Regions from separate parts of the Mus musculus genome. Here regions 1, 3 and 4 are each linked to region 2. Evidence: chromatin loops called from intact Hi-C (ENCODE). Cell type or tissue: heart. All regions are shown on one strand.

The links. Peaks named below come from ENCODE experiments on the same cell type or tissue, not always from the same donor. Only the 100,000 strongest peaks of a DNase experiment are listed, where the experiment ranks them.
Region 1: it touches region 2 in a loop (4-fold over the local background); 24 of 42 quality-filtered maps call a loop at or near these places.
Region 3: it touches region 2 in a loop (3-fold over the local background); 6 of 42 quality-filtered maps call a loop at or near these places.
Region 4: a loop joins it to region 2, with 2.3 times the contacts of the local background. A loop is called at or near these places in 24 of 42 quality-filtered maps.

What each region holds. Positions count from the first base shown.
Region 1 is chr17:46,390,126-46,398,125 of GRCm38, reverse strand. Zfp318 (zinc finger protein 318) reads right to left here. Exons shown (of 10, transcript NM_207671.4): 3 at 822-1,464. Among named protein-coding and RNA genes, the nearest start is that of Zfp318, 10 kb to the right of the region's middle. In heart, a CTCF peak has its summit at 4,887 (motif pointing right); no DNase peak of the experiment used is centred here.
Region 2 is chr17:46,262,323-46,270,322 of GRCm38, reverse strand. It overlaps Tjap1 (tight junction associated protein 1), which reads left to right. Exons shown (of 10, transcript NM_001252474.1): 3 at 5,345-5,440; 4 at 6,513-6,634; 5 at 7,893-7,921. The coding sequence starts at 6,536. Among named protein-coding and RNA genes, the nearest start is that of Lrrc73, 12 kb to the right of the region's middle. In heart, a CTCF peak has its summit at 4,263 (motif pointing left); DNase peaks (open chromatin) are centred at 322, 4,252 and 7,802; H3K27ac peaks cover 581 bases.
Region 3 is chr17:46,506,964-46,514,963 of GRCm38, reverse strand. Cul9 (cullin 9) reads left to right here. Exons shown (of 41, transcript NM_001081335.2): 27 at 3,380-3,525; 28 at 3,634-3,763; 29 at 3,914-4,113; 30 at 4,912-5,162; 31 at 6,352-6,697. Among named protein-coding and RNA genes, the nearest start is that of Dnph1, 14 kb to the right of the region's middle. In heart, a CTCF peak has its summit at 3,639 (motif pointing right); no DNase peak of the experiment used is centred here.
Region 4 is chr17:46,379,782-46,387,781 of GRCm38, reverse strand. Zfp318 (zinc finger protein 318) reads right to left here and starts at 4,016. Exons shown (of 10, transcript NM_207671.4): 1 at 3,452-4,016; 2 at 919-1,070. The coding sequence starts at 3,943. In heart, a CTCF peak has its summit at 4,198; DNase peaks (open chromatin) are centred at 3,381 and 4,181; H3K4me3 peaks cover 2,618 bases; H3K27ac peaks cover 1,862 bases.

The DNA of each region.
Region 1 (8,000 bases), 130 kb before region 2:
GGAGAGGTGGGTGACTATACAGGCACACATGAGCACAATCTATGTGTGAATTTTCATGAGTTAGGTTCTGGGAATCAAACTCAGGTCATCAGGTTTGCTCCCAGCCCTGTGGCTAAGGGGTCTAATTATGTAGCTCAGGCTGGCCTTAACTCTCACTGTGCTCTAACAGGCCTTGAATCCTCCCTTATACACTAGTCTCTCGGCTGCTGGGATTATAGGTGGGTCCCATCCTATCCAACTTGTTTTCCTATCTATTGATGACCAAAAGAAAAAATGCACAAGTCAGACTACTGTGGAGACAGGAAACTCTAGAACACTAATCAGCCTCCTTTTGTTTCTCTAAGTGCTTCAGTACTGGCTCAGAAACCGTTAGTCAAACTAGAACTCTTGCCTGACCATCTTTTCATAGGAAAGAAAAACAATGCCAAGGCCAGGAATGGTCTCTAAAAAGCACACAGGAAGGGGATGGCTCCAAAATAGAATCATTTCATTTCTAGTCTAATGTCCTACAACTCATAAATTGTCTTCTAAAGGGATTTAAAAAAAATCAGGATTATTTTCTTTTGCCCTCAAGCTTCATTTCCAAGAAACTCACATTCCAAGATTCCTATAGGGCTATTCAATTTAAAGAGGGGGAAAAAAAATCAAGGAGGAGACTCTCCAAAATGTATTTAGAAAGTAATCTGGCAACAGAAGCCCTTGTTGATACGCTATGAGCCTACAGTTTAATTTGAGAATCCTAAAAGGGGTTGCTGACTGTTAAGCCTAACAGTATTATACAGCAATGTTACACAGACTGCCAACAGAAATTCCACAGAGACCTGCAAGGAAGGCTTCATGTCCGCTTCAATTCGTTTCTTCAGAATGGACTTCTTGGGCATCATAGGTACTTCCTCAGGCCGCTGCAAAGAATATCCAGGCTCTGATGTGGTTAGGACTCCTGCCAAGCCAGGGATGGAACAGCCAATCTGATCATCACCAACACCCACCAGCTCTTGACTCAAGCTCCTACTTTGTTCCTCTTCTTCCTCTCGCTTTCGCCTGGCAAGGTCCAGTTCTCGAAACTCGGGATCTAGAAACCTAGGGCTTGGGCTGCTTCTTCGCTGCCGATAGTTTCGAGTCCCAGATGTAAAACTTGAGTGATCCCCTCCTGAGCTGTGTACCTTCTCTGTGTCATCATAACGGGGCCTTTTGGCCTCCCGGCTTCTTTCCTCAGATCGTATGGAATAGGAGGAGCTTTTAAGTTTGTCTCTATTCCGCTCTGTTCCCCTCAACAATTCATCATGACAACTGCTCTGGGGACTAAACTCAGGTCGATGCAGAAAAGTTTCTCTTGTTCGGTAGTCCTCATCAAGTTGTCCCAAGAAGGGACTAAGTGGTCCCTCCTCCCGAGAAATGTATCGTTCAAGACCCCGAGAACACTGGGAGCTTCGAGTGAAGACAGAATCATCAGTCAGGTCATCCCTGAGGAAAGAAACAAGCATCATTGAATATACTGGACTTGGAGAGAGGAAGGCCAATGCTAAGATAATGTAATTTAGAAGTGGACCATAGAATTCTTAAAGCAAAAGTAAATAATTATGAAATCCAAAGACAGATTACACATGGAACATTTCCTTTCCTTTCTCAGTGTCATGAAATGTCACAAGCAGCTTTAGACTCTAATCAAGAGGTGTTACTACTAATACATCTAACAGAATTCTTAGGCTAATTACTTTTAAATTAGTCTGAGGACCAAAGTACCACACACACTAGAGCTCAGGAGATACAAAACCATCACAAATAGGCTAGAAAAAAGCTTTAGCAGTTAAGAGTGCATAATATCTTCTACAAGACCCAAGTTTAGCTCCAGTACCTATGTTCAATGGCATACTCCAATTTTAGGAGATTGGACAGCCTCTTCAGATTATGAGGATGCCTGCATTCACATGAACACACTCACACAGAAACACACACACAAAAACTGAAAAATAAAAATAAATCTTAAAAAGCCTACAAAGAATCCTAATTGATACTTGACTAGCTAGACCAGGTACACCTTTAATCCCAACACCAGGGAGGCAGGTGGATCATTCTGAGTTCCATGGCTACAAACTGAAACACTTGCCTTGGTAAAACAACAAGAACAACAAAAAACCCCAAAAGGACTGGAAAGATGGCTCATTGGTTAAAGAAGCACTGTATGTTCTTCTAGAGGACATGGGGACACATGGGTTTGATTCACAGCACCCATATGGTGGTTCACAACCATCTAAAACTTCAATTTCAGGGGATTCAATGCCTTCTTCAGGCCTCCTCCTCAGATACCATGCATGCCCGTAGTAAACATACACACATACACACAACACACACATATATGTACATATACATATATATGTGTGTTATATGTATATGTTTTTAAAATGAAACAATAACAAAAATACCTGACTAGCTAAATTCAAGCTCTTTGTCAGGACTAGCAGCCCTGGCATTAACTGGGAATTTATTAAACACCAATAATTTTAAGCAGACATGATGGTGAGCATCTGTAATACTGGTAAGTGTACTGAGTTAAGAGCCAACTTGGGTTCTAGCAACTTTTGAGGACAGATTGGCTAGAGGACACTCGCTCAAAAACAAAACAAGAAATATAGATTCTTAGGCTCTATCCCAGGTCTACTGGACTAGAGCTTGAATTTTAATGCGATTTCTAAGTGATTTGTATGTTCTGTAAAGTTTGAGAAACAACATTCAAGAACAATGGCTTTCAGCCGGGCGGTGGTGGTGCACACCTTTAATCCCAGCACTTGGGAGGCAGAGGCAGGTGGATTTCTGTTTTTGAGGTCAGCCTGGTCTACAGAATGAGTTCCAGGACAGCCAGGGCTATACAGAGAAACCCTGTCTTGAAAAAACAAGAAAAAAAACAAGGAAAAAAAAAAAAAGAACAATGGCTTTCAAGCTTTGTTCCATAGTTTAGGGTTGTTTCTTTTTCTTTTTTTTTTAAATAAATAAATAAATATTTATTTATTTTATGTATATGAGTACACTGTTGCTGTCTTCAGACATACCAGAAGAAGGTATCAGATCCCATTACAGATGACTGTGAGCCACCATGTGGGTGCTGGGAATTGAACTCAGGACCTCTGGAAGAGCAGCAGCCAGTGCTCTTTACCTCTGAGCCATCCCTCCAGCCCTAGGGTTGTTTCTTAACCTGTTCTGCTTTCCTTAGCTGTGCAGGGGATAGAATCTGAGCCTCTCCATCCACAGGCCTATCACTGAGCATGTGCATTTCCACCCACAGATGTTCGACAAAGCACTAGGAGCTTCCTAAAGGAAGATGCTAGGAAAGCAGAGGTCCCAGACTCCCCACTCATCTAAGCTGGACCAGTCCCAGCTTCATGTCTAGACACTCAAGCCTGACCTAGTTCTCCTGGGGGAAAGTTTCATTATAAGAATTACTAAGAACTGTTTGGCCCTGTTCCTTCCTGCCTTGCCTGGGTAACTAAAGGACTCAGAAATAAGTGATGCTCTGGCTCACTGTGAATTTTTATTGTTCAGAAATACAAAGGTCTCAGACCTTTGCAGCATAAAAATCAAAATTCAGGATGAGGTAGTTTCCCTTCTAGCCCAGAGGCAGATAAAAAAAATTAAGCCATTTGGCAGCACTATGGCCACAGAACTTCTAAGACCCAAACCACAAGGATTCTGATATAAATTGTAGATAGAAATAAAGGTCCTCTAGGATTTTTTTGTTTTGTTTTCCAGGACAGGGTTTTTCTGTGTAGCTCCTGCTGTCAAAGAACAAGCTTTGTAGACCAGAGATCCACTTTGGACAAGCTTTGTAGACTCCTAAGAGATCCACCTGGCTCTGCCTCCCACATGCTAGGATTAAATATGTGTGCTACCACTGCCCGGCTCCTCTAGATTTTGAAATTGCATTACATTTTTTTTGTATGTATACGTGTGTGCATGTACTTGGGCACATGTGTGGAGGTCAGAGGACAATCTGTGGAAGTTGGTTCTCTCCTTCTATTCTATGTGTTCTAAGTAGCTCAGGCCCTCAGGCTTACTTACTAGCAAGTTCTTTTACCTGCTCAGCTGTCTTGCTGGCCAGGAGTCTTCTACAATTTTAGAAATCTAATTTCATCTAGGAAAACAGGAAAAAGGAAAGAAGGAAGGCAGGCAGGCAGGCAGATAGACAGGGAGGGAGAGAAAAAGAAACCAGGTCATCTTAGAAGCTAGGAAGCTGAGGCAAGATTATCTCCATAAGTTTGAGTCCAGATTGGATAGAATGAGTTCCAGGCCAGGCAGGGTTTTAAGGTGGAACTCAGTCTCAATAAAATAAAATAAAATCTGAGACTGGAGAGATGGCTCAGTGGTTAAGAGCACTGACTGCTCTTCTACAGGACACGGATTCAATTCCCAGCAACCACGTAGCAGCTTACAACTACCTATAACACCAATTTCAGGGGATCTGACAGACATAGATGAAGGAAAAACATCAATGCACATAAAAATAATCATAAAAAGCTTTATAAAAAATCCAGAATGAATTACCATTCATTATTATTAATGAAAAATTATTAATAACTGTTTCTTTTTTAATTTTAAAAAGATTTATTTTAATTTGTTTATTTATGTGGGTTCATATGTTCTATTATGCCCAGGAAGGCAGAATTTGGGGTCGTCTGCAGCTGGAGTTCTAGGCGTTGAGAGCTGGAAATGTAACTTAGGTCCTCTAAAGGGTCAGTGAAGGGTCTCAACCACAATGCTCTCTCTCCAGTCGCCTAGGTTATTGTTTCTAATAACTTTTGTGTTTCTACAAATGACCTTTTAAAAGTATTAGATATCTTTATGTGCACAGATGTTTTGTCTTCAAGTCTGTCTGTGCACCAAATCCAAGCATGGTGCCACTGGAGGCCAGTAGAGGGCATCGGATACCCTGGAACTAGAGTTATACATGCTTATGAGCTGCCATGGAGGTGGTTAGGAATCAAACCTGGGTGATTTAGAAGAAAAGCCAGTGCACACACACACTCTCTCTCTTTTTTAAAGATTTATTTATTTAATGTATATGAGTACAATGCTCCTGTCTTCAGAGACACCAGAAAAGAGCATTGGATCCCATTACAGATGGTTGTGAGCTACCATGTAGTTTCTGGGAATTGAACTCAGAACCTCTGGGAGAGCAATCAGTGTTCTTAAACACTGAGCCATCTCTCCAGCCCCCAAGCCAGTGCTCTTAACCAGTGATCTATCTCTTTAGCCCCACAGAAATTACCTTTAAAAAGAAACATGGGAGCCGAGCAGTGCTGACACACGCCTTTAATCCCAGTACTCGGGAGGCAGAGGCAGGTGGATTTCTGAGTTCAAGGCCAGCCTGGCCAGGGCTATACAGAGAAACCCTGTCTCGAACCTCCCCCCCCCCCCCAAAAAAAAAGAAAAGAAAAGAAAAGAAATACGAGGCTGGCAAGGTGGCTTGGGAAAGAGCACTGATTGCTCTTCCAAAGGTCCTGAATTCAAATCCCAGCAACCACATGGTAGCTCACAACCATCTGTAATGAGATCTGACGCCCTCTTCTGGTGTGTCTGAAGACAGCTACAGTGTACTTATGTATAATAATAAATAAGTCTTTGGGCCAGAGCGAGCAGGGACTGAGTGAGCGGGGCAGACGGGAGAGAGTGGGGTTGACTGGAGTGAGCAGAGGTCCTAAATACAATTCCCAACAACCACATGGAGGCTCACAACCATCTGTACAGCTACAGTGTACTCATATACATAAAAATAAATAAATCTTTAAAGAAAAAGAAATATGGATAATGTTGAGGATTTAATGTATTATGAAACAAAATAAACTAAGAATGACCTCTGAAATCAAACACCACTGAAATAAAAATTTTACTCTATCAAGTATAAAGACAGGGAGATATGTCTATGAGTTGACTCTCAGCAAACCATCAACCAATAAGTCTCATATTAGTTTAGGAGGAAGACCCCATAACCTATGCGTATAGCAGCAAGGTCACCTATGTTCTACTCCTCACTATAATTAGGACATATCACCACCAAAAGAAACATTAGCCCAAGACCTAATACAATACTAAGCCCTCTTAAAAGCCTCAGTGCAGACCCAGAAAGTCCAGCAAAAGGGGATATAATAGAAGAAGACACAAGAAAAGTTAGGAAAAAAACAAACCCACAAGTTATCATGTAAATATAGTCCAGAGTCAGACTGCTTTCTGGAAATTCATTCGTTTTTCTTAAGGACTCCCAGGGTTAAAGAGAACTGGCTGTCATGAGAGAAAGCTCTGGAGCTAATGAGATGGTTCAATGAACACCTGCTATTTTTCCAGAGGATTTGGAGTCTCCAGCACCTATATAGAAGCTCACAACCATCTGAATCTCCGGTTCTAGGGCACCCAAAATAGACTCTGGACTTGCAAGTGGTACGTATGTATACAGACACAGAGGCAGGGTAGACATTCAAGACACACAGAATTTTAAACTTAAAAAAAAAAGTGAGTACTAAAAAGAATCATAATTTCCAGTCACTTGTGATACACTAAGCACTAAGGAGGCAGAAGCAGGCAAATCTGTACATTTGAGGCTAGCCTGGTCTACAGAGGTAGTTCCAAGAGAGTCAGGATTACACAGAGAAACCCTGTCATGAAAAAACAAAAACAAACAGGCAAACAAACAAAAAAAATCACAATTGCCTTTAGCCTAGAACAGTTCAGTGACAGACACTCTAAAAGCTTTGGCTAAGCTAAGTATGGTGGCACACAACTTTAATCCCAACAATCGGGAGGCAGAATAGGAGGATCTAAGTGAGTTCTAGGCCAGCCTAGACTACATAGTGAGTTCCTAGACAGTGAGACTGTTTCCAAACAACAGCAGCAGTAGCAGCAGCCTTGATTAAGACCAATTGATTCTGTTTTATGTTGGTTTTAGTTTTTTGAGACAGGGTTTCTCTGTGTAGCTCCGGCTGTCCTGGAACTCACTCTGTAGATCAGGCTGGCCTCAAACTCAGAAATCCGCCTGCCTCTGCCTCCCAAGTGCTATGATTGAAGTGTGAGTCACAACCACCCAGCTGACTCTTATGTGCAAGCTAATAGAAGTTTACGTAAAAGCAAGAGGTTTTGCTGGTCAGTGGTGGCACACACCTTATTCTACTCCAGAGCACTTGGAAGGCAAAGGTAGGCAGGTAGCTGTAAGTTGAGGCCAGCCTAGTCTACATATCAAGTTCCAAGATAGCCAGGGCTATTTTTTTAAAAAAAATTAGATGTGGTTAATAGGAATATGTAATTTATTGTCTATTTTTAAAAATTATTTTAATAACATACATTAGTTGTATAAAGTAACACATTATGACATTTCCTATACGCATGTTAGATTGTATTTTCCCATTGCCCTTTTTTATCCCTTTCATCTTTCCTACTGATCCTTTCCTAATACCAAATACTATTCTAATTTTTGTGTCTGTTTACAAATTTTCATTAAGAAAATTTAAAATGTAAGGCTAGAGGTATAGCTCAATGCCATAGTGTTTGCCTAATAAACACAGACTTTGAGATTAGTTTTGTAGTATCAGGAGATACCACAAAAGTAAAAAAATAAAATAAAATATCTGTCCATAGCAGTGATTCTCAACCTATAGTTGCAATCCCTTTGGGGTTGAATGACCCTTTCACAAGGGTTGAAAATCAGTATCCTACATATCAGATATTTACATTACAATTTATAACTAGCAAAATTACAGTTATGAAGTAGCAACAAGAATAATTCTATGGTTGGGGGTTACCACATGAGGAACTGTATTAAAGGATCGCAACATTAGGAAGGGTGGGAACCACAAAGAAGCTTGTACAACAACATTCATAGTAGAACTATGTATAACAACTGAAAAACAACCCAATGATAGTCACCCATTTACTAATAATAAATAAACAGAATTTGGTATATGCGTACAATGAAATATTAATGGCAATAAAAAGGAACACCATAAACATGATGAGCCTTA
Region 2 (8,000 bases):
TCCATCAGCAGTCTTTTACTCCTTTGTTCTTGTCACGTGTTTGCTGGATGAGGCCCGACAGATAGTCTGTTTGTTCAGGTGGGGAGCCAGGTGAGTTCTCGTGGTCACCAGCACTAGTTCTGAGCTGCATGGCTACTCTGGTTAGAACGAGTCTCTCCCTTTTGGCCTTCAGAGCCCTGTCAGTGTATTCAGCTTAGTGTAGGCAGGGGGCCAGCTCAGCTGCAGGCAGCTTATCCCAACAGGGTGAGGTTGTACTTGCCCACAGGCATGAATAGCTATTGGAGGGGCAGCAGGGCTGGTCTGGGCACAGACTGGCATCGTCTACCGCACTCATCAGCCCAGAGCAGCACCTTTGCCCAGGACCCACCCTGTGAGCTGCTGGCTGCCTGCCTGCCTGCCACGCGCCCAGGATTGCTGAGGGCTTTGCTCATGTACCTCGGGGACAGCTGCATGCCGGAAACTGGGGGCTGAGCAAACGAGACGGGGCAGGGGTGCAGTGGGGAAGGCTAAATCCAGCTTTGGTAGGATCATGAATTGTGTTAAGGACCGCTCTCTTCTGAGCAGACAGGGTGGGGCTGTATTGTAGTGTGGAGAGGTGAGGATCTTCATGGGCAATTCTTAGGGCTATACTGTTGGGTCTGTAGGCCGTAGGCTTGGCCCTTGCAGCATGGTGGTTTGTGTTTGGACGCTCTCACTGGAGGCAGAGCCTAGATTTCAGAAGCTGCAGAACCATCCAGGCTTGCACGGCAAGCGTGATGTCTACTTCTGTGATGTGCAACTTCCCAGGGTTGCAGATGTCAGAAATTGGATCTCCAAGGCTCAAGAAAGTCAAGGAGAGGTACCTTGTTTCCTGTGTGATCAGGATGCTGTGATTTGGGCTGGTGGGGGCTTTGAGAAGGACATGTGTTTATTACCTATTTATATCCTGCTAGGTCCAGGAATTAAGGCTGTATACATAGCTCAGCTGTCTTCTCAAGTCGGGATCAGTTTTCCTTTCACTTAGAAAGCAACAGCGATTACTAACTTCTCTTGGAACCGTTCTGAAGAAAAACTTTAAAGATTCTTGTAGTGTGGGCTCTACCCTGATCCAAAAGGCTCACTGCCCCTTCAAGGACGCTCACTAACTTAGTTCATCGGCAGCTGTGAGCAGACGATTTCAGTAGGGCTTAACGGTTGTCTGAGCCCACATTAATGATACCCTCTCCTAAAGGAGGTGTCTGTGACGTGGGTAGTAGGGAGATAGTCTCAGTGGGTAGGGTGCTGCTCTGGGTCAGTGAACTTGTTCACACTGATAGTGCAGAACCTGAGGAGCTGGAGGAGGCTTCTGGTGGGGCAAGGCTGGCAGGCAAAGAGGCAGAGAGCAGCATCTACGAAGGAGTCTGTCCTGCTTCCTCTGCTCTGTGTGTGTGTGTGTGTGTGTGTGTGTGTGTGTGTGTGTGTGTGTGTGTGTGTGAGTGTGTGAGAGAGAGAGAGTATGTGTGTGTGTGAGAGAGAATGTGTGTGTATGTGTGTGAGTATGTGTGTGTGTGTGTGAGTGAGTGTGTGTGTGAGAGAGAATGTGTGTGTGTGTGTGAGAGAGAATATGTGTGTATGTGTGTGAGAGTGTGTGTGAGTATGTGTGTGAGAGTGTGTGTGTGTGTGAGTATGTGTGTGTCAGTGTGTGTATGTGTGTGTGTGAGTATGTGTGTGTCAGTGTGTGTGAGAGAGTGTGTGTGTGAAGGATGGTGATCTCTGACTCCTTTCTCTTCTGCCCCTTGACCTTGCTGGGCCCTAGGCAGCCGGGAACAGAGCGTTGCAGGCCTGGGCTCTCTCTGCTGGCTAGTGTCCCTTGGGGATATTTGTTAGAACAAGGGTAGAAGTTTGAGTGAGTTGGGGATCTGAATCGGTTTCTTTTCCCACCGTCTCCAGCAACAGTGGCCTCTGGCATCAGTGGAAGCCCCTGGTGGTACCCACCCAGAAAGGGGGACAGACGTGAGTCCCATCCCTGGCTGACAGTTGGTGGGCTGCTTCCGGTCAGGTGCCCTGTGTCTTATCTGTCAGTACTCTGCTCAGCTGCTCAGTGGGTTCGCAGTGCAGGTCCTCTGCGTGCTGAGTCCCATTTCTAATGAAAGTAGACTTTGTTCTCTGAAGGCAGCTAATCGTGCCCCATGGGCTGTAATCAGGGAGAAGGTATTTAATACAGGGCAGGTGGCAACAGGCGGCCACATTGACTGGCAGATTGCAACATAGCAATTAGTAAGTGCTATCACCCTCCTCCTCAGCAGATATGAGGTAGTCTTTCCTCTGAACTGATTTTGAATAGTGAAGAATGAATGCTATGTGACAGAGGAAGGAGACAGGGTCAGCTAGGGAGGGGTAGGGGAGGTGAGGGTGAGGAGAGCCCCTTCTCCTCTTGCTTCAGGGTATTTGGGTGTCTCCCACTGTTGGGTCAGCCAGGGGTTCTGCTTGGGCACAGCTCCTTTAGTATAGACCTAGCAAGCAAGCTGTGGCCTCTATCCTGAGTCACCTGGTCCTGACTCCTAGGGACCAGGGAGGGACAGGGAGTAGAATTCTTCCCTGTTTGTTGCCAGATCTTCCTCAGAGAATCTCCTTGGCGAATAGAGGCCACGAGGCTGGCCTTGGCCGTGGCTTGCTAGTGATGACCCAAGGACCCTTCTCAGCTCAGGGCTGAACTCTGGAAAACGTTTAGGTAGAGTTATGCTCAGTCGACGCAGCAACTGGTAGCTGAGGCTCCTGGTGTAAGTGCTCTGATGGCTTCTAACTCACCGTGTTATCCTCTCCCAGCTGGGGACCACCAGGTCCAAATGGACCTTGTTCTTCCCAGGCCTGTCCTATAGTCCAGGGTAGTGATGCTAGGCCCATAGTCTGTCCAGTGCGGTCCCTCACGGGCAAGATCCAGGGAAGTCAGTAGATTGTGGAAATGGAAGCAGAGGTTCAGGTGTCCCAACATGCCCTGATATTTATGGACCTGGGACAGGGAGTGGCACAGATCTGCCTCGAGGTGTGGGGTTGGGGAACCCAGTAGGTTCTCAGTGTTCTCAGTGGATCACCCCTGCTTCTCTAGTCAGGAATGTTTCTCCCCTCGTGACACTGCTAGAAGTAACCTTTCACCCCACCTCCATCCTTAGAGTCTCATCTGCTCTTTGTGTCCTCGCCACACCCACACCATCCCCCAACCCAGACATCTGTTTGATTGCCTCTAGCCTCAGAGAAGAAAAAATGTGCTCATAGTTGCAGCCCTGACTTACCGTCACGGCAGGGCAAGCTATAGGATATGGCACCTCAGTGAGGCATGTCTGCCCACATATAGAATTACCCTGAAAGTGTCTCAGTCCGCCCTGCCTGTCCACTGTTGTCACAAGTGCCCTGGTCCCTAGAAGAGAATGCGAGCCTTGGCAGGAGTTGGGTAGGTAAGTAAAACAGGCTAAGGTGGCAAATCACACCAGGGAGCCTGCCAAGTGAAGGGTTCCTCTGCCTTCTGGAACAGACAAACAAAAAGTGCCATCGAGAGCTGGCCCTGTGGGGAGAAGGCCAGCTCCTGGAAGCTCCCATCAGTTTCTAGAAGCTTTGCCTGGCTCCTCTTTAGTCAACGGCCTTGGTCCTACCTGGTTTCCCAGGCATACACACCCACACATCCACACCTTCAAATGTTAGGCCCTGGTTAACCTACAGTGCTCTGGGACTTTTCTAGGTCCCCTCCCTCAGGCCACAGGAGTCTCTGTGGTTAGATCCCTACTCCAGGTTGAGCACCTACTGGGGCGAGGCCCTCTGGAGGACAGCCCCTGTGGTTGTATGTTGTTTGTTCTCTCACCCCAGGAATGTGGTGTCCTTTCTGGCCCTCCCAGATTCCTGTGCAGGGAGTCAGCCTGACAGCATGCTGCTTGTGCCCTGTGGGGACACGTTCTGCCTCCTGTCAACGGGGCGGAGGCTGGTGGCTCGTGCTTCACTATTACAAGCTCTCCCCCAAATCCAGGCCAGGAACCTTAGAGAGGAGAGTCCTACTCCTGCTTCCCCGCCCTCCTCTGCCCCCACCCTGCTGCCCCAGGCCTGCTGGAATGTGACAGGAGTCATGGCCAGGGCATGTCCCAACAGTAGGAACACATGCTTTAGCCCGCAAGACCGCCTTCAGCCCCCAGCTCTGTAGCTCTGTTTGGGTTGATGGGGGTAGGAAGAGGTTTGTATTTTTTTTTTTTAAATGCTCAGAAAGCCACCTAGGGTTACTGTTTGCACTGATCACTGGCGGCTGCTGCCCCCATGCGGCAGCCCAGCTTATTACAGGTACGCCTCAATCCCGGGAAGCTGAGGGGACTTGGCAGCTCACTTGGCCCAGCCATTGGCAGTGGTGTGTGTAGAGCAGGCTTTGGCAGTGGGGAGCACGTTATCCAAGCGCTTGGAGATGCTGGAGCAGCCTTGGGCCTCAGCTCCCCGGGCTCGGGGTTAAATGTTTTCTCTTTTGAGCGTGTGTCGGTACTTACTTAAGCACAGTGTGCTTGTGGAGGTCATCAGGCTTTGCAGCAAGCATCGTTACCTACTGAGCCTTCTTGCCAGCCCCCCACAGTTACGGTTTATAGACTAGCGGTTCTCGGCCTCAGGGCTGGTGACCTTTGCCTTGCCACCTCCGGTATGCTGGCTGCCCTGTGTGTGGTAGGTTTAGTCGATATTCTGACTTTGACTCACCGGTAGTACCTCCCCATCTGCAGATTGTGAAAATTAAAAATGTCTCTAGACATTTGCCTGTTAACCCTGGGAGAAGCAGGGGGTAAACTCACCCTGGTTGAGAATCACTGCTCTGAACTGCTGAGGTTTGGATTTTGTTTCTCGGGTCTGCCTTCGCTCATTGGCAAGTTTATTGTACACTGTGGTACACAGAAATGGTCTCTGGGCTCATTTAGTCATTGCTAGGGGGTCTGCCGTACCATCGTCATCTTGCTCCTTTGCCAGGCCCTTTGTAGTCTCATTTGTAGTCTGCATTCCCCAGGATTCCCAGCTCTCTGTAGACTCTGAGAAGCCTAGGAGTGAATGGGACACAGACCAGTACCGGCCTATTCCAGAGCAGGGTATGTGCTGAGCGGAGGCAGCGTACGAAGTACATACATAAACACGCAGGCGTTGTTAGGGGAAGCCAGGTACTCGTTAATGCTAGCTGGTTTCCTTTTTGAGTTGATTTCACTTCATAAAGCAGGCTACTCTCAGACTATTGATCTTCCTACCTCTGTCGCTTGCTCCTAAGACCCACTGTGCTGTGGTCTCTTTGCTTACTGTTTTCTGGGAGCCTTCAGGTCCCAGACTGGACAGGCAGGCAGCTGACACCGGGTTTCCACTTTCTCCCCTTCTCTGGTTTCAGGAGCTCTTGGCTAGAGGAAGTAGAGGGGCCGTGGGATGTGGAGAGCCGAAGGCTGATTCCAGGAGAGCAGAACAGAGAGCTGCCAGCGAACAGACGGTATGTCCCGATGAGGCCTGCATTCTATACTTTGTTCTCTTCTGGGAGGCTGGTAGGTGAGCAGCCATATAGGTGCTCTCTTCCAGTGGGAGCCAGCACAGAAAGGAGGTGTGGCCAAAGGGGCTTGGCCTTTGTTGGCAGTGTCCAGAGAGCACTCTCAAGCTTGGAGACCCTTATCCAGGAGCCTGGGCTGGGTCGCTATCCCCAGACTTAGAAGATTTGTTCACAATTTATGGAAGGAAAACCTGAACTTAACATTGCCTAGTGCTGAGCACTGTTTTTGTTTTAGACAGTCTCGCTATGTAGCCCAGGCTGGCATCTGCCTTCCCAGTGCTTTAGATTGCAACTGTGTGTCACTGGCAGTGTCTCTCTGTTTGTTTGTTGAGGCAGAGTTCCAGTGTGTAGGATTGGCCTGAGGTGCACTGTAGACCAGTCCTGGAGCTTCCAGAGGTCCACTCTGCCGGCCTAATGTGGCAGTGCCCTTGTGGACCAATGGAGTCTGCACAGCAGCCTAGGAACTGCTGCTGCTTATACCCTCACCTACTTGAGCAAGATGGATGCTGTGCAGCTCTCTGCCTACAAGGGACAGTGTGGGCTGCTGTTGAGTCTCTCCACCCCACTTAGCCAAGTGTGCTCCTCCTGGGGCCCAGCTGGGAGCCCTTCTCACCTGTCTGTTCTCCATTGGATTCTAGCCCTCATCTCCAGCACTCCCCTGATCCATCCGGCCTGACTCACCAGAGAGCAGCCCTCTAATGACCCAGCGGTAGCTCAGGTCTATCTGCCTGTGGGGTCAGTACACATCCCTGGTCATCTTTGAATGTTCAGGCCAGAGACACCTTAGAACGCCTCTCGTTAGTTTATTTTCTGTGTGAGGAAGTGGGTAGGCACGGGTTGCATGTGCCATAGTGCCACTGTAGAGAAAGGGATGGCGGGGGGGTTCAGTTGTCTCCTAATGTAGGATCTGCTCCTAAGGTGGTCAGGAGCAGGAGGTGCCTAACCCACCGAGCCATCTCAGTGGCCCTTCCAAGGCTCGAGACTACACCTCTGAGCCTGTCTCTGCTTCTCTCAGCAGGAGACGAGCCCATACCTTCCAGGATGAGCAGTGCTGCCCCTGCTAAGAAACCTTACCGTAAGGCGCCTCCAGAGCACCGAGAGCTACGCCTGGAGATTCCCGTGTCCCGGCTCGAGCAAGAGGTCAGCAAGGCTGGGGTCTGGCCCTGGCTGGCAGAAGCAGGCCCCTGAAGGTGTCTGTCAGCTGGCCTCTCAGGCCTGAGGTGCTGGGCATGGGTTAAGGCGAGAGACTCACATTGCTGATAGAGCTGTAGTTGTGCTTGGGGGTGGGGGTGGGGGGCTGTGTGTATGTGTTCACACGTCAGGGAGCATTAGTCTTTGCAGCTCAACAGAACTGTCACAGCCAGTCCCAGGTGCTGGTGGAGGAAAGGCGTCCAGCTTTGGCCTCTAAGGAGGCAGTGCTCTAACTGCTGCCCACCGCAGCTGCGCGTCTCTGTGCGCCCTTCCACCAGCTTGCTTTTGTTTAGCTACCTTGATAACTTCACACTCTGTCAAGAACCATGCTAGGCTTGCTCTCAGACGGCCTGTGGGCCACTGCCAGACACTCTAGCTTGGCTCTCAAGACTGGGCGGTTAATCAGCTTGTTCCTAGCGCCGTCCCCCTCCCTGTGCACAGAGTGGTCTCAGCTGTTGAGGATCAGGGCTATTAGTGAGGGAACAGAGGTTCCATGAGATGGAGCCTTCACTGTGTATTGTTGAGTAGGGTCAGATCCAGTGATCAGGCTCTAGAGTCTGATCTGAGCCATTTGCCTCTGTGCTTCTTCATGACCTGCGCTAGACATCCAAAGTCATTGGGGCAGGGGATCAATGCAAGACACAAAATGGTTTAGTGGTACAAAGTTATATTGGAAGATGGAGGCAGGAAGCTGTAGTTACTTGGTGGGTTTGAATTCAACCTAGACTGTCTGAGAACAAGCACTCACTCACCATCCACAAAGCCCTTTAGCATCTTGTTCCCTAGAGGCCCTCCAGCCATTCAGGTTGGCTCCTCAGTCTCCGAGGTCCTCTGGAGGGCCTGAGAGGCCTCCGTCAAAACTCGGAACTTTCAGTTTGGCTTGACTCCCTCACTTCCTTGGAAAATCTGTGCCATGCTTGTAAGGAGCTTGACCGACAGCTAGGTGCTTTATCCTGGGGGATAGGTGACATGGGTACCTGATCCCCTTTGAAGATGGCTTTAGGATTAAGGGTAGATGTTGGAAGGGTCTAGAATTTTCTGGTTGACAGGGGAAAGGGTACTGTAAGCTTACCAGATGTTTCTAGATTTCATCCATTTCTGGAGGGCCTGTCACTTTCCGTGACGTGGCCTTTTCCAGGGCTCTGAGCCAACCAGGAGGCCAGTGCTCTGGAGCTGAGTCCCAGGCTTCCCCTCTTTTTTTGTCCAGGAGTCCCTGACTGACGCAGAGCGGATGAAGTGAGTATTGGCTGCCCGTCCCTGGACTGTGTGCTGTGCCCTTTCAATCCCTGCTGGGCTCTGGGGACTCCCAGGCTCC
Region 3 (8,000 bases), 240 kb before region 2:
ATCCACTTATCAGTGAGTACATATTGTGTGAGTTCCTTTGTGATTGGGTTACCTCACTCAGGATGATGCCCTCCAGGTTCATCCATTTGCCTAGGAATTTTATAAATTCATTATTTTTAATAGCTGAGTAGTACTCCATTGTGTAAATGTACCACATTTTCTGTATCCATTCCTCTGTTGAGGGGCATCTGGGTTCTTTCCAGCTTCTGGCTATTATAAATAAGGCTGCTATGAATATAGTGGAACATGTGTCCTTCTTACCGGTTGGGGCATCTTCTGGATATATGCCCAGGAGAGGTATTGTGGGAGCCTCCGGTAGTGCTATGTCCAATTTTCTGAGGAACTGCCAGACTGATTTCCAGAGTGGTTGTACAAGTTTGCAATCCCACCAACAATGGAGGAGTGTTCCTATTTCTCCACATCCTAGCCAGCATCTGATGTCACCTGAGTTTTTGATCTTAGCCATTCTGACTGGTGTGAGGTGGAATCTCAGGGTTGTTTTGATTTGCATTTCCCTGATGATTAAGGATGTTGAATGTTTGTTTGTTTTGACTTGATTTGAGACAGGGTTTCTCGGTGTAGCACTGGCTGTCCTGGAACTCTCTCTGTGGGGCAGACTGGCCTCGAACTCACAGAGATTCACCTGCCTTTGCCTCCCGAGTGCTAGGATTAAAGGCGTGGCCACCACAACCTGGCACATTTTTTTTTCTTTTAAAACAAGGTTTTCCTCTATAGCCTAGGCTGGGCTTCAACTCCAAGACATTTTGCCTTGACCTTTTGGGTGCTGGGATGACAGGCATGTGGCACCATTTTTAACTCATTTGCTCTTCGTATGCACATGTGTGTATATGAGTGTGTATATCTGTGTGTGTGCGCGCACACACACACACATACACACATACACAGTTTCAGAACCATTGAGAGGAAATTGTCTATATCCTGCTTCTTTGCTCCTGAACACTTTAGGACATATTTCCTAGGCATAGAGGTTTCTAATACACAGAAGTTCATTTACTGCCTTTGTTTACCTTCCACCCTGCGGTTTTGTCTGCTGACCCATTCTGGCTTCTGTGACATTGCTCTCTGTCTGGGAGATGAAGCATGTTGGTTTATGTGTCCGGTGTCTTCATCCTAACAGTTCAACCGTCATCTTTGTCTCTGAACACTGACAGTTTTTGGAGAATGCAGTCCTTTAAAATGGTGAAGTAGTTGCTCCCTTTGTGTGATGTTTCCTTGGGCTTGGATCCACGTTCTCTGTTCACAGGACACTAGGTGGTAACTGTCCATCCATCCATCCATCCATCCATCCCCTGCCTTTCCCTGCATCCCATTGCCCCAGTTCTGGGATTTAAACTGGAGACTTTCAGTTGCTAAGTATGTACCCAACCACTAAACTACATATCCCATCATCCCCTGTGATGTCAATTCTGACAACCACTAAACTACATATCCCATCATCCCCTGTGATGTCAATTCTGACAGCCTGGTCAAGTACAGTTAATATTTTCCCTTCCTACTGTTAACAAGGTAGAGGACATATTTCAAAATGAGGCTAGTCATTCTCGAAGCATTTTGTTTTATTTATTTTCAAGACAGGGTTTCTCTGTGTAGCCCTGGCTGTCCTGGAACTTGCTCTGTAGACTAGGCTGGCCTTGAACTCAGAGATTATTAGCCTGCCTCTGCTTTTGAATGCTGGGATCAAAGGCTTGCGCCACCACTTCCTGGTATTTTATTGACAAGGTTTCGTGTATCCCGGGCTGGCCTCAAGCTTTCTGTGTAGCTGAGGATCACCTAGGCTTTTTACCCTTTCGACTCTATCTTCTGTATGATGGCACTGTAGGCATTCATCACCATGCTCAGTTTCATGAGATGTTGGGGATCGAACCCTGGGCTTTGTGCATGGAAGTTGAGCATTTTACCAGCTAAGCTATATCCTGAACTCTGCTTATTTAAAAATATTTTTACTAATGGGGCCGAAGAGATGGCTCAGCAGTTAAGAGCCATCTTAGCTGCTCTTACAGAGGATCTGTGTTCAATTCCCAGCCCCCACACAGCTGCTCACAACCACCTGTAACCCCAGTTCCGTGGGATCTGCCCAATGCTCTTCTCAGCCTCTTGGGGCATCACACACACAAGTGGTGCACAGACAGACACGCAGACAAAGATACTTCTGCACATAAAATAATACACTCTAAAGTAATTTTACAATGATAATCCAAATATATACAAACAGAATAAACTCCAGCATATCAGCCCATGGCCCAGTGCCACATTCTCCTACCCCATATCTAAAAGCGACGGGTTTTCCAAAGGTCACTGCATCACCCCTATCAGATGCTGTAGGAGTTACAGGCCTTCCCTCCCAGCATCATCTGCTATACACTTTTTGTATTTCCCTGGTTGTCCTGATTTTCTGTCTTCTTCTTGTGTGCTTTGCTTAATAGGGATCCAAAACAAGGCCCACAGCAGGGTGCATCTGGTGGTTAGTGCTAGTGACTCCATCAGGCTGGGTCCCCCTGTCCCTCTCTCAACAGTTATTTGGGTAGGAAATGGGGCTGCAGGCTTCCTTGGATTCTGGTTTGAGAGACCAGTGGATCACCAAGCTCTTCAGCACAATCCGCTTTTGTTTGGTGTTGGGGGTTTTGGTTCCTTGTAGCTTAGGCTGAGCTTAAATTCACTATGTTACCGAGACTGACCTTCAACTCTGATCTCATTGAGTTAGGGTTGCAGGCATTGGAACCACACTTGATGAATGTGGTATAGGGACAGGACCCAGGGTCCTGTGTATACCAGGGTCGGCACTCTACCAACTGAGCACCATCCAAGTGCCATCTCAAGCTCCTCATGCCTCCCACTTCATTAGCACATAGGAAATAGTGAGACTAATGTGTCATTGTGTCTTCATGTGTTAGCGGGATGCTTCCTCTATAGAGAGAGGCTTCTCACCAGCTGCTTAGCTCTTTTGAAGTAATTTTTACAGGAATGACTGAATCTGCCCTTTCCCCTCTAGATATGTTTTTGTTTTGGATATCTTTTGATTTTTTTTTTTTTTAACTATGTAGCCCTGGCTAGCCTGGGTCGCTCTGTATAGACCAGGCTAGCTTTGAACTCACAGAGAGACTCATGACTCTGCCTCCTAAGTGCTGGGACTAAAGGCATTTACTACCACACCTGACAGCTATTTTTGTTTGTTTGTTTGTTTTTAAAGTTCTGAATTGATTCGTTAGAATACTCCAAAGATAGTCGGTGAGGTTTTTAAAATATATACCAGTATCATTACAACTCACAAACATGAAAATACTGTTTGTATTTTTCTTACACTGCTACCCTTTACTCCCCTCCTCCTTGACTGTACCCCATCTCCTTGACACTTCCCTAGGTCAGAACTGCCCAGTCTTGGACATAGGACCACACCGGCGACTTCAGTGGACATGGCTGGGCCGGGCTGAGCTGCAGTTTGGGGACCAGACCCTGCACGTGTCCACTGTACAGATGTGGCTGCTGCTGAATTTTAACCAATCAGAGGTGCCTCTTTTGTGTCGCCCCCGGCACCCCCCCCAGGCTCCTCTTCTGCCTGCCTCTGCTCTCTCCTTCTTTGCTTCATGTCTGACGAGCACTGTTTCTCCTTACCAGGAGGTGTCAGTAGAGACCTTGTTGAGGAATTCTGACCTCTCCCCAGAGCTCCTGCACCAGGCCCTTCTGCCCCTCACCTCTGACAATGGTCCTTTAACACTGGAGGAGACTCAGGACTATCCACAGGGCGGTAAGTAATCAGGGTCTCTGCTGAACCTCTGTGGTATGCTGGGAGGCCCAGAGGGTGGGGGAGACTATACCAGAAAATGCGAGCATAGTAGAGTCTTCATTCACGTGTCCCCTCCCTGTCCTTGGGTACCTAATCGGGACTGGATTCCAGGGGTGCTGCGGCTTCGTGAGCCTAGGTCCCAGACCCATGAAGAGGTCCTGTGGCTGATACCTCCCCAGACGTATCTCAGTGTAGAAAAGGATGAGGGCCGGACCTTGGAACAGAAGAGGAACCTCTTGAGCTGCCTTCTTGTCCGGATCCTCAAAGCCCACAGGGAGAAAGGCCTGCACATCGATCAGCTGGTTTGTCTGGTAGGCAGAAAGGAGCATGCCCTAGGGAGAGGAAGGGAGCATGCCCTACGGGGAGGAAGGGAGTCACGCGTGGGTCATCTCAGGAGAAGTTAGGCTCTTCCAGTACGAAATATTCTCTAGGTCACTTTCCATCTGTTTTTTTCTTGTTATGTGTATATGATGTGTGTGTGCACACGTGTGTGTGTGTGTGTGTGTGTGTGTGTGTGTGTGTCTGTGTGTCTGTGTGTGTGTCTGTGTATGTGTGTGTTTGTATCTGTGTGTCTGTGTGTGTGTACAAGTGCAGGACAGAGGACAACCTTGGGTGCCTGTCCTCTCCTTCCCAACCTTTCGTGACGTGAGGTCTTTTGTTTGTGCCGTGGGTGAGAGCTTGCTGGCTCATGAACTTGTGGAAATTCTCCTGTCTCCGCCTCTCTTCTCTCCGTCAGCGCACCTACTCTTGCCTAACTTTGTACAGAATCCAGGGAGTCGAACTCAGGTCCCACCTGTGAACAATCACTTTATCTAGCCATCTCTGCAGTCCCGTGCCCCCACTCCCAGTCTGGGCTGTATATTGGTGATGTGAGTGCTTACCACGTGTCTGAGTAATTTGATCCTCAACAATAATACAGATAAAATTAATATATTAATAATATTAATAAATCCTACTTTTTACCACTGGGTAGATGAGAAAAACAAGGTATGAGGAGGTAACATACCTGGTCTCATGGCTGGTTGGTGTGGCTGAGGCAGGTGTGGGGCCGTGCAGCCTGGCTCCCTTGCCTAAGCCCCCTGCTTCTTTCTTTCTTTCTTTCCCTCCAGGTACTGGAGGCCTGGCAGAAGGGTCCAGATCCACCTGGGCGCCTAGGCAACGCTGCGGCAGTGGGTGTGGCCTGCTCCAGCACTGATGTTCTCTCTTGCATCCTGCATCTCCTGGGCCAGGGCTATGTGGAACGGCGTGATGACAGGCCCCAGGTCCTGATGTATGCCACTCCAGAGCCCATGGGGCCCTGCCGGGGTCAGGCAGATGTCCCCTTTTGTGGCAACAAGAACACTGAGACCTCCAGGCCTAGGTAGCCACCCTTTTCGGTGGATGAGAGGGATTACAGGGCCAAAGCTCTGCAAAACTCATTTGTTTTTTTTAATATTTATTTAGTTATTCAATATATATGAATGCTATGTCTTGACACATACCATCAGATCCCATTACAGATAGTGGTTAGCCACCATGTGGTTGCTGGGATTTGAACTCAGGACCTCTAGAAGAGCAGTGCTTTTATCCACTGAGCTAGCTCTCCCACCCCAAACTCACTTATATAAAAACATTTCCTGTTAGTCCCAGCACTAGAGAGTCAGAAGCAGGCTGATCTCTGAGTCTGAGGTCAGCCAGGGATACAGAGAGACCCTATCTCAAAAGACCCAAAACTAACCGAACAAAATCCCACTTCCTGTCTGCTCTGTCAATTTCCATGTTTTCTATTATTTCTCCTTCTTGCTAGTCTTCACCCTCTCCTACTTCACGCCTTGCCAATCAAGGCAAGAGCCATGCTCTTTAGGCAGGAGACCCAGAGACACAAGTATTGCTCTTTCTGAGCAACTCTGGTCTCAGCTGTAAGTCCATATGGAGCGATCGCTGTATACTTGCCTTGGGAATAGGCCATGCTCCAGGAAGTTTCTTCTACTGGTGAATCTGCCGGATGCTGTTCTAAGTGGCCAGAACCCCTGAAGCTTCCGAGCTCAGATGCATCTCCTGAGACGGTTACAGCATTTGCGTTCCTCCTCGTTGCCTGCATGATGTGTGGGCCGAGTTCTCTGACTTTTCTCACGCCTCCGTGTGCATGCACACCATTTGTGTGTATGTGGTGGCTGAGTACAGAGCCGGCTCTGTTCCTCTCGTGCTGCTGGCCCGCAGGTTACACTTTGCATAGGACGGCTTTAGAACTAACTGCATTGATCATTTTGAACACCGGACTGTCCCCTTCATTTAAAATCACATAGCACTGTGACCTACCCCGCTGGCTTCCAGTGCCCCCAGTCAGTGTTCCAGCCAGCTCAGCCCCACATTTACTCCCAAATCTCATCTGTGAAGGGCTCTGTTCACACAGTTGGTGTGGTTCAGGTAGTTATGAACAGGCTACTGAGGCAAGCTGGAGCCAAGGGTTTTACACAGAGAGCTGGGGACGGGGGGGGGGGGCTGTTGGGAGCTTGTTGATGGGTAAGCAGGGCAGAGATGCTAAACACTGTCTTTTCTCTCTCCCTAAGCCCAGAAGCTGTGGTGGCCCTGGCATCTCTACAGCTGCCTGCAGGCCGTACCATGAGTCCCCAGGAGGTAGAAGGATTGATGGAGCAGACGGTGCGGCAGGTGCAGGAGACGCTGAACTTGGAGCCAGATGTAGCTCAGCACCTTCTGGCTCATTCCCACTGGGGCACAGAGCAGCTGCTGCAGAGCTACAGCGATGACCCAGAACCACTGCTCCTTGCGGCAGGGCTGCGAGTACCCCAGGCCCAGGTGGTCCCCACTCGCCCTGACCAATGCCCTGTGTGCGTCACCCCCTTAGGACCCCATGACGACTCGCCCTCCCTCTGCTGCCTGCACTGCTGCTGTAAGGTGAGCGTGCAGCCTCTCCTTCCCCAGCCTTTCCACCTGGCTACGCACCTTGCAAACACTATTTCCTAACCTGGGTGAGTAGGGTTCTCTTTTCCTCCCTCCTGAGGGGAGAGCCTAGCACCTCAGCCACTGCGCTGAACCCCAAACCCAGGTATGTCTCTCAATATCCCTTCAACTAAGCTAGTTTGCCCTCTGTAACTGGGGCCACCTGCCACACTCCTCACAGAGACAGACAGACAGACAGACAGACAGACAAGGAGGAAATGCCATTAGTGTTACTCATAATCCATGGTTTCCTTAAGTTCACTCATCTCAGGACACAAATCTTTTGTCATGAATTATCATTCAATACACAAACAAATAGAAATATATAGGCCTGGAAAGGGGAGTAAGGACCCAAAGAGAGGAGAGGGCAGAGGTTCCGGGACCCAGAGTGCAAATTCCTTGCCTCCCAGATCTGCAGGCCCCAGGCCAAGCTAACACAGCGCCTGAGCAGCAGGAAGCTAACATAGTACATAGCATGAGGAACACTGCCTGTTGCCACAAACTCTTCCACCTGTGTCTCCCAGGGGTGGGTGATGTGTGGCTCTGTGCCCGCCCCCCCCCCATCTCTGCTCCTAGACACTTCTGATTTAGTTGCTTGGACTCCCTTCTCCCCACAGTTTTAGGTTTTTCTTTTATATATTCATTTAATTATAACAGGCAGGGACTTAGTATGTGTAGTGGGTAGACCCTGTTTGAGGGGGCGAGATCTGAGAGCTGCTAACAATGGCAGCTCACTCTTCAGGGGCACGAGGGCCAGTATCATGCTGTCTGTTTTCATTTCCTAGTTACTCTAATGGTTTGAAGAGTAGCGGCCTTTACTGTCCCCCTTTAAAAGGGTTGTTTATTTATTGAAACCTTGGCATGTAAGCACTTTGCTTGAAGAGGGTATCAGATGTTTCTGGAACTGGAGTTACAGATGGGCTCAAGCCACCATCTGGGAGCTGGGAACTGAACCTGGGTCCTCTGGAAGAATAGCAGTTGCTCTTAACCACTGAGCCATCTGTCCAGCCTTACTAGCTCTAGTGTACAGACGATAGATGGAGACACTCGTGGTGATACCATTTATCTGAGTCAAGATTTGAATTTTGGCAGCCTTACCCCAAACTTAACCTCTCTCCAAACTTTGGTGATAAATTCTGGAAGAAGTTACACTTGGGTGATGTCGTAGGAAGTGACTGCACAGGGAGTAGGGCTTCCCCTTTACATCGGGGCGATCAAGGGAGGACTGACTGCCAAGGGGTGACACCCCGTGAGGGAG
Region 4 (8,000 bases), 120 kb before region 2:
ACGCCTTTGATCCCAGCACTCAGGAGGCAGAGGCAGGCAGATTTCCAAGTTCGAGGCCAGCCTGGTCTACAAAGTGAATTCCAGGACAGCCAGGGCTACACAGAGAAATCCTGTCTCAAAAAACAAAAACAAAACAAAAACAAAGCTAATTTTGTAGTTGAATGTTGGGGTCATGCTTGTAATCTCAGCATTCAGGAAGCAGAGCAGGAAGATTTTTGTTGAGTTCCAGGTCAGCCAGCCAGGGCTACACACACTGTCCCATACCTTAAAAAAGCCAAGTAGACTACCACAAGCCTTTAATCCCAGCACTGGGAAGCAGAGGCAGAACTCTGTAAGTTCAAACTCATCCAGGGCTATAGTAAAATTAAATCCTCCATCAATAAGAAAACTTTAAACATTGTATACAGTGGGGCCTATGCCTTTAATCCCAGCACTTGGGAAGCAGAAGCAAGAGGATCTCTGAGGCCAGTCTGGTCTACCGACTGAGTTTCAAGACAGACAGGATACACAGAGAAACCCTCTCTTTAAAAAAAAAAAGAAGAGGAGAAGGAGGAGGGAGAGGAAGAAGAAGAGGAAGAGGAGGAGGGAAAAAAAAGAGACTTTCCATTTTGTCCAAAACCTTCATTGTATAAGGGGATCTTTTTAGATTTTAATCCAATATTTGATTTATGTTCCCTTAGCTTCTCTTTCTACTTGTACCATGATGTTCTTTTTCTAGCATACATTATATTCAGAAACAGAATCTATATCAACATACTCTTCCCACTCAGAAAGCCTTTTCCAGTGTTCTATCTTCCACTGGACACAGATACTGTTTGACTTCAGTGCTGGCACCAACTTTCAGATACATCACTCAGAAAACAACAATATTCTGCCTTCCAGAGCAAGTATGGTGCACCTGCCATAGCTGAAGCCTACCTGTCCATGTCCTGCAGACCATCCACTGGAGATCCCAGCCGGTCACTGAGCCGCCGCCGCTCTGGTGTGCTAACACAGAAGTGGTCATTGCCAACTGTGATCCTTAAACTCTCCTCCAAAGAAGAATCAGAACACAGACCAGGAGAACGTCTCTACAAAAAGTTAAAACAAAAGTGAAAACATGAACACATCTCTATGCCCAAAATGTTCTCCTTACTTATAAAATTGTTGTCTATCACGGTAAGGGACCATTCTACAATAAAAAAGAATTTAGAAGTTTCCTTAAGAGGAAAAAAATCTCTTGAGACAGTTTCTGTATAGCCCTGGCTGTCCTAGAATTCACTCTGTAGACCAGGCTGGCCTTGAACTCAGATCCACCTGCCTCTTGTTTCCCCAGTGTAAAGGCGTGCACCACCACCCTGAGAGAGGAGAGGGTGAGTTTATATTCTCCACTCATTCCTAAAAATTGTCCACTGTGTAGCAGAGGCTACACAGAAAGATTCTGTCTCAAAAAACCAAAGGGGGGGGGTGGGGAAACAGGACCTCTTTTTGTATGAAACATGGGAATAGCCAAGTAAAAATCCTGGCTCTCAGGACATAGACACACACACATTCACACACACACACACATATATGTCTAACTAAAGGAGAAGAGGCAAAACCAATTATGTTTTAAGTACTTTAAAAGACAAGGAAAAGGAGGGATCACTCAAAAGAAGATGATTAGAGGTAGTATTTCTGGGATGCTGCTACTAAATCGAAGGCACATAGGTCCTTCAAAGAAAAGCACATGTTTCAGGCCAAAGGAAACAGCTCAGGAATGAATCAGTATGCTTTGGGTAACAGAAAAGAGGCCAGGACAGCTGCAGCAATGTCACAGAGAAAAGAGAGACAAAATTAGGAAATTTGGATTTGATAATGTGATAAGAGGCACAGGAGGGTTTCAAGCATTAAAGTCATGTGAGCCAACTACAATTTCCCTCCTGATGCTTGGACTACTTGATCTCTTATCTCTTACGGTCTTAATCAAAGACTCACTTCTCATGAGGCTTTTTTCCTTGAAATTGTAACTTGATTTTGGTTTTAGCCCTTAATCACATTGAACACACCACGGAATTTCTAACTTCATCTATTTATCGTAACTGTATCTAATTCATGGCAGATGCTCAATAGATGCTTATTAAATGTATAAAATGAAGGCTGAAAATCAGTGTGGAGGCTCCAGTTAAGAGTGAGTTCCTCCAAAGGACCAGGCACTCAACCATCTTGCTGACAACCATCTCCAAGGAATCCAAAGCCTCCACAACATCTGCACTCCCACATATATACCTCATTCACAGGTACACCTGAACACACACTATTCAAAATATTTTTAAAAATCAATTTGATGGCTGAACACAGAAAAGATAAATGGTGAGTAGCAAGGCTCAATTACGAAGAAGGCAACTGTACCAATCTGAGGAAGAGGCAGCAGGGCCTTCAGAGTGGTGAGAGATGACAGGATAGCCTGGGGGCTTCCCTTGAAGCATGAGGTAAATGTTCGGGTGGTAAGAGAAAGCATTTTCCTATGGGACGGAGAACTGGAGCTGGAGTGAGTACAGCACCCAGAAGGGGGAGGCTGCAGTATTCTACTCGATTCCTCTCTAGTGAGGGCTTTGAGAAGTCTTCACAATGTGACAAATCAGTTTATGACCAGAACACTAGGGCACTGTAGTGCCAGCTGAGGGGTCACTATCACACCTGCACCTTTATTTAAAATTAGGATGCTAAGATTCCAAATCGGGTTTTACAGTTTTGTAAGCCCTACTGAGTACTACTCAGCTACACCCACCACAACCATAAATTAATCCCACATTTTGTCCCTCCAGCAGCAGCACATTTTAACATGTAAAATCGCAGGCTGTGAGAATCCAACATGTGAGCTGAACCACAGCTCCATCACTTGTGTGTCACCTTGATCAAGCTACTTAAACCTCTCTGAGCTGGTTCCTTGGCTGTGATAACACCTATTGCTATTGCTTTACCTCAAGGGACCGTGAGCCCTAAAAGATTGCTGGTAGCTGCTCTTGTGTCTCTAGCTGATGGCAGCAATCACAATGATTGATTATGCACACCTCTCGTCGGAATAACAGCTATAACTGAGACTCCATGACAGCTAAAGCATCCAGTCTGCTTTGGTTCAAGCTTTCCTCACTGGCCACCAGGCATTTCAGATGTTCTGCTAAACTCGGGCCTTAAAGCAACGAATTTGATCAAACCCAAAGGGAAACGCCAAAGCGCCAGTCAGTATGGATGAAATGCCCCTCGCCTTGGAGAACTTTTCCACATAGCAAGAGCGAAAGCCTCTTCCCCCTAGAAACCGGGCGTCCTGTTCTGTTCCAACACGGGTGACCGAACGGGTCCCGGGTCCGTTATTGTGTAAAGGAGGCACCCAGGACTGTCAGGGAGCGGGGAAGACTCGGACATTCGGACTCTGGCCTGAGGGCCCGGGGGCTGGGGACATGGGGGCAACATGGGCGAAGGGTGGGATTACCCGACTGCCGCCGCCGCCGCCTGGATGGTCTCCGCGGCCGTCCCGGGCGAAGTCGGCGCGGGACTCGCCTCGAATGCTGCCTCGGAAGCCACCCAGGCCAGGTGGGTAGTGTCGCCGGCTCCGCGGTGGCGACGGGGAGCCGCGACGGGCGCGCGGCGGGGACGGGGAGCCACGACGACCCCGCGGAGGGGATGGCGAGGCCCGGCGGCCGCGGGTCGGAGACGGTGAGGCCCGGCGGCCGCGGGGCGGGGACGGGGAGCCGCGACGACCCCGAGGCGGGGACGGCGAGGCCCAGCGGCCGCGGTGGCCTGAGGGCGAGCGGTGGCGGCGGGCGGGGAGCCGCAGCGAGGAGCAAGAGGGCGGCGGCGGCGACGAGGGGCGGCGTGTGGGGCCTGAGGAGGCGCCCACGGGACGGCCCGGCGGAGGGCCGCTCGCGCTGCCGTCTTTCGACCGGTGCGAAGAGACGGAGGAGCGGGAGCCACTGCGGTACATGGCTACCGGGAGCGCCGCGGACGCCGCTCGGGAGCGTGCCGCCACAGCCGCAGGCACCGCCGCCGCGGACACCGCAGCGCGCCGCCCTCGCGGACGGAGCGGCCCCCTCCCCGCGGCCCCGCCCCACCGGCCAGCGGTTGGAGGGCGCGGGTACGCGCCGACACGCCACACCCCCTCGTCCTCCCAGGCTCTCCCGCGGCTGGACGCGGAGAGCGGCCTCAGGAGCCGGGAGCCGTGGGGCGGAGCGCTGAGCCTGCGCGAGCACCAGGGGCGCGCGCCCTGAAGTGCGCAGGCCCCGCCTTTCGGCCCCGCGCAAAATGGCGACCGGCGAGCCGCCCACCCCCTACTCCCCCGGAGACCACGTGATGCAGAGAGACCACCCCTCTCCTCCTCCCGGCGCGGTGGGCGGGGCCGGAGAGCCCGGTGAGTGGGCGGGGCCAGGTTGTAGCGGAGGCCTCAGTAGCTTGGTTCCCAGGCTCCTGGAGCGTGCGTGCCCATAGCAATCCACCTGCTTTACAGAAATGATTATATATAGTGAGAAAGCAAACGACCCCCTACACTCACACCTAAACCCTGTCAGAAGCTACGAACCTCAACGAGTGTCCATCCCTTTTCCCCCAGAGGAAGCTTGACGTAGTCGGGTAACTTTCCAGTCCAATAACTTATAGAGGTTTAAATCGAGAAATGAGAAAGTACAGAAAAGTGAAAGTCAAACACAACAGACATCAGTAAAATTTCCAGATGTTCTAGCCAAGCATTACAGTAAAATGGTGGTGAAGGCCACTGTCGGAGCAACCCATACCGTGACAGGCCTGGCAAGTGTTTTGAGATATCAGTGGTGCAGAAACACATGGAGGCAAAAACTCATACACAGAAAATAGAAATAAATGTTTAAAAAGAAAAAGACAAGACCCTAAGGGTCAGTCAAAACATAGGAAAATAGGGCCTGGGTAGAGATGGCTCCGGAGGTCTTTTTTCTAGCACCTTCGTGGTAGTTCACAACCATTTGGGGCTCCAGTTTCAGAGGATCTCACACCATGAAAAAACCAAAAGTGAGGAAATATGTTGAACCTAGACAATAGCTTCATATTTTTCACCAGCTAAACATAAATCTTGAATTTGTGTAAAAATCACATTTCTGAGCCAGGCATTGGTGGCACAAACTTTTTAATCCTAGTACTCAGAGGCAGAATCAGGCAAATCTCAGAGTTCAAGGTCAACCTGGTCTACAGAGAGAATTCCAGGGCAGCCAGGGCTATACTGAGAAACCCTGTCTCGAAAAACAAAAAACAAAAACAAACAAACAAACAAAAAACACCAAAAAACAAGAATCAGATTTCTGAAAAGAAAAAAATATGACTTTGTTAATTTGTTTTTAAATTATGTTTAAAATATAAGCCGATTTGCTTATTTATAAATGTCATAAGCTTCCTATTTCAGAATAAAAATCTTGCTTCTGTCCCTTTTTTTTTGAGAGTCAGGTTTCACTATGCAGCCTTAACTGGTCTGGAATTTCCTATGTAGATCAGGCTAGCCTTGAAGTCATGGACCTCCCACCTGGCACCAGTATAAAAATGTTACCAGCTGTATTCCCTTACACTTGTTTGCTTTATCCTATATTATTGATATAATTTGTAAATATACGTTATTTTGATGAAAAAGCTAATCTACCAGAGGTATGTGCCCTGTCTTTATTATACTACCTATGTATGTATTTAGTTATCTCCATCTACTTTAGTAGACGAGGAAAGATAAATCACTATGTATATTTAGTTGAAGTCAATGCTTATTGTACATACTAGGGTCTCAGTTGCCTGAGGCTTGTCTCAAACTCAGTATGTATCAGAGGATGTCTTTGAACCCCTAATCCTCTGATTCTACTTCCTAAGTGCTGGGAATATAGATATGGAGTACCATTATTTAGAACCAAAATTAATACTTTTTTTCCTTTTTTTTTGTTTTTTTTTTTTTTTTGTTTTTTCAAAATGGTTTTTCTGTGTAGCCCTGGCTGTCCTGGAACTTGCTCTGTAGACCAGTGCTGGGATTAAGGGTTTATGCCACCACTGTCTGGCCAGAATCAATACATTTTAAATTGGGATTTGCTGTTCTAGTATTAACATTGTCTCCTATGTCTTTCTCCAATAATAAAGTGTTTAGGGGGGAGGTCCCCTTGTGGGTGGGACCATCTCTGGGCTGGTAGTCTTGGTTCTATAAAAGAGCAGGCTGAGCAAGCCAGTAAAGAACATCCGTCCATGGCCTCTGCATCAGCTCCTGCTTCCTGCCCTGCTTGAGTTCCAGTCCTGACTTCCTTGGTGATGAACAGCAATGTGGAAAGTGTAAGCTGAATAGACCCTTTCCTCCCCAGCTTGCTTCTTGGTCATGATGTTTGTGCAGGAACAGAAACCCTGACTAAGATACTTTAAGCAAAGGGCAAGTCTCTCCTTCTTGCCCTCCGTGCCTGCCCTCTGCAGATTAGTCCTGTGCCTCAATGGAAGTCTTTGCAGAGTCCTTTACTTTCCAACACTCTCTGGTATCGTGAACAGTAGTATTATTGCAGCATACAAATGTGCAGTCCAGGGTCCCAAAGCCTCCTGGGCACACACCTGGGTGACCAGGCTTATGAAGTGATTCTCACAGCCTTCCAAAGTTCCAGGCTCAAAACCAAACAAACCTTTAAACTTCCTTTCAGATAACAGCTCCACACTTGACGCCTGGTAAGATCAGGGAGTGGGTTAGACTTCTGTGGAAACTCTTTCTTCCCTGAGTGGAATGGTGGGAGAGGGAATGCAGAATCCAAAGGCAATTCTCCAACACGGTCCTCAGCTCTCCTCAACAGGCTGGATTAGGAACGCCAGGAGGCAGGCCGGTCCCCCATTTCTCACCGTGTCCCTCTGGGATGAAGGGATGGAGAACCCGACATCTACTAAGGGGCTTTCTGCCTTGGAGGCCTGTGCTGAAAGGTCAACGACAACAGGAAAGAATCTAATTAAAACCATCTCCCAGCTGTTGTCTGTCACCGAGTCGATGCATTCTTACTTGTCTTTTGATGAACATGGCTAAGAGCCTTCACACACCGTGGGCTGTCCTGTGGGACCCAAGTCACCTGACGAATCTCCCGTCCCTAATGTGATGATTTCCAGAAGTAGGGTTAGAGAAGGTGTGAAAGGCAAGGTGCTCTCAGTGTGGTTGTGCCTCATCAGAAGAGAAAGAGACATGGAAGTCTGTTGTTCTGCTGTGTGTGGTCACAGAGAAGACAGCCATGCACAAAGGAGAGAAGAAGCCTGAGCTGCTGACACCCCGATGTTGGACCTCTCAGACTCTACAACTATGAGAAGTAACTGTCTTTTACTATTATTTTGAGACAGGATCTTGCTTAGTTCTGGTTGGCTTCAGATTTGTAGCTGAAGATGCCCTTGGATGCCTGATCGCCCTGCCTCCCCAGGGCTTAGGGGTTGGTTACAGGCCTGTAAAGCACACAAGGCCTGAGAGACTGTCATTCTGTAGCCTGGGCAGGCCTGGAACTTACTGTATAGCCCGAGCTGACCTTGAGCTCATCACAGCCACCCTCCTGCTTCAGCCTCCCAAGTACTGGGATTACAGGTGCAAGCTGCCATGTCTTGTTAAATATCTATTATTCAAGCCTCTTGGACTAGGTACATTGTCATAGCATTCTGTTATGGTTTTAATATGAAACTGTCTCCCACAGCATTGCCTTGGAGACAATAGCTTGCCCTCGTCCCTTCCTGCATTCCATTCTCCAGTGCTGTGGTACCGATCTCTTTGTTCTGCCACATTCTTCGTGCCACGATAGACTAAATTGTCTAAAACTGAGGCAAAATGAAAAAAATCCTACCTATGTTATCTCCTCTCAGGTGTCTCTCACAGCAATGAGAGGCCAACCAGCACAGACAATGGGTATCTGAGAAGTCGAGTCAGTAATGGGGTTGTTTGCCTTGACCACGTGGTTCTTAAACCTTGGGAACTGATCTTTCTGGAGGAATTTGGAAATTCAGACTAGAAAAACCATAGACTATTTCATTTAGTGAGTAGTTTTTGT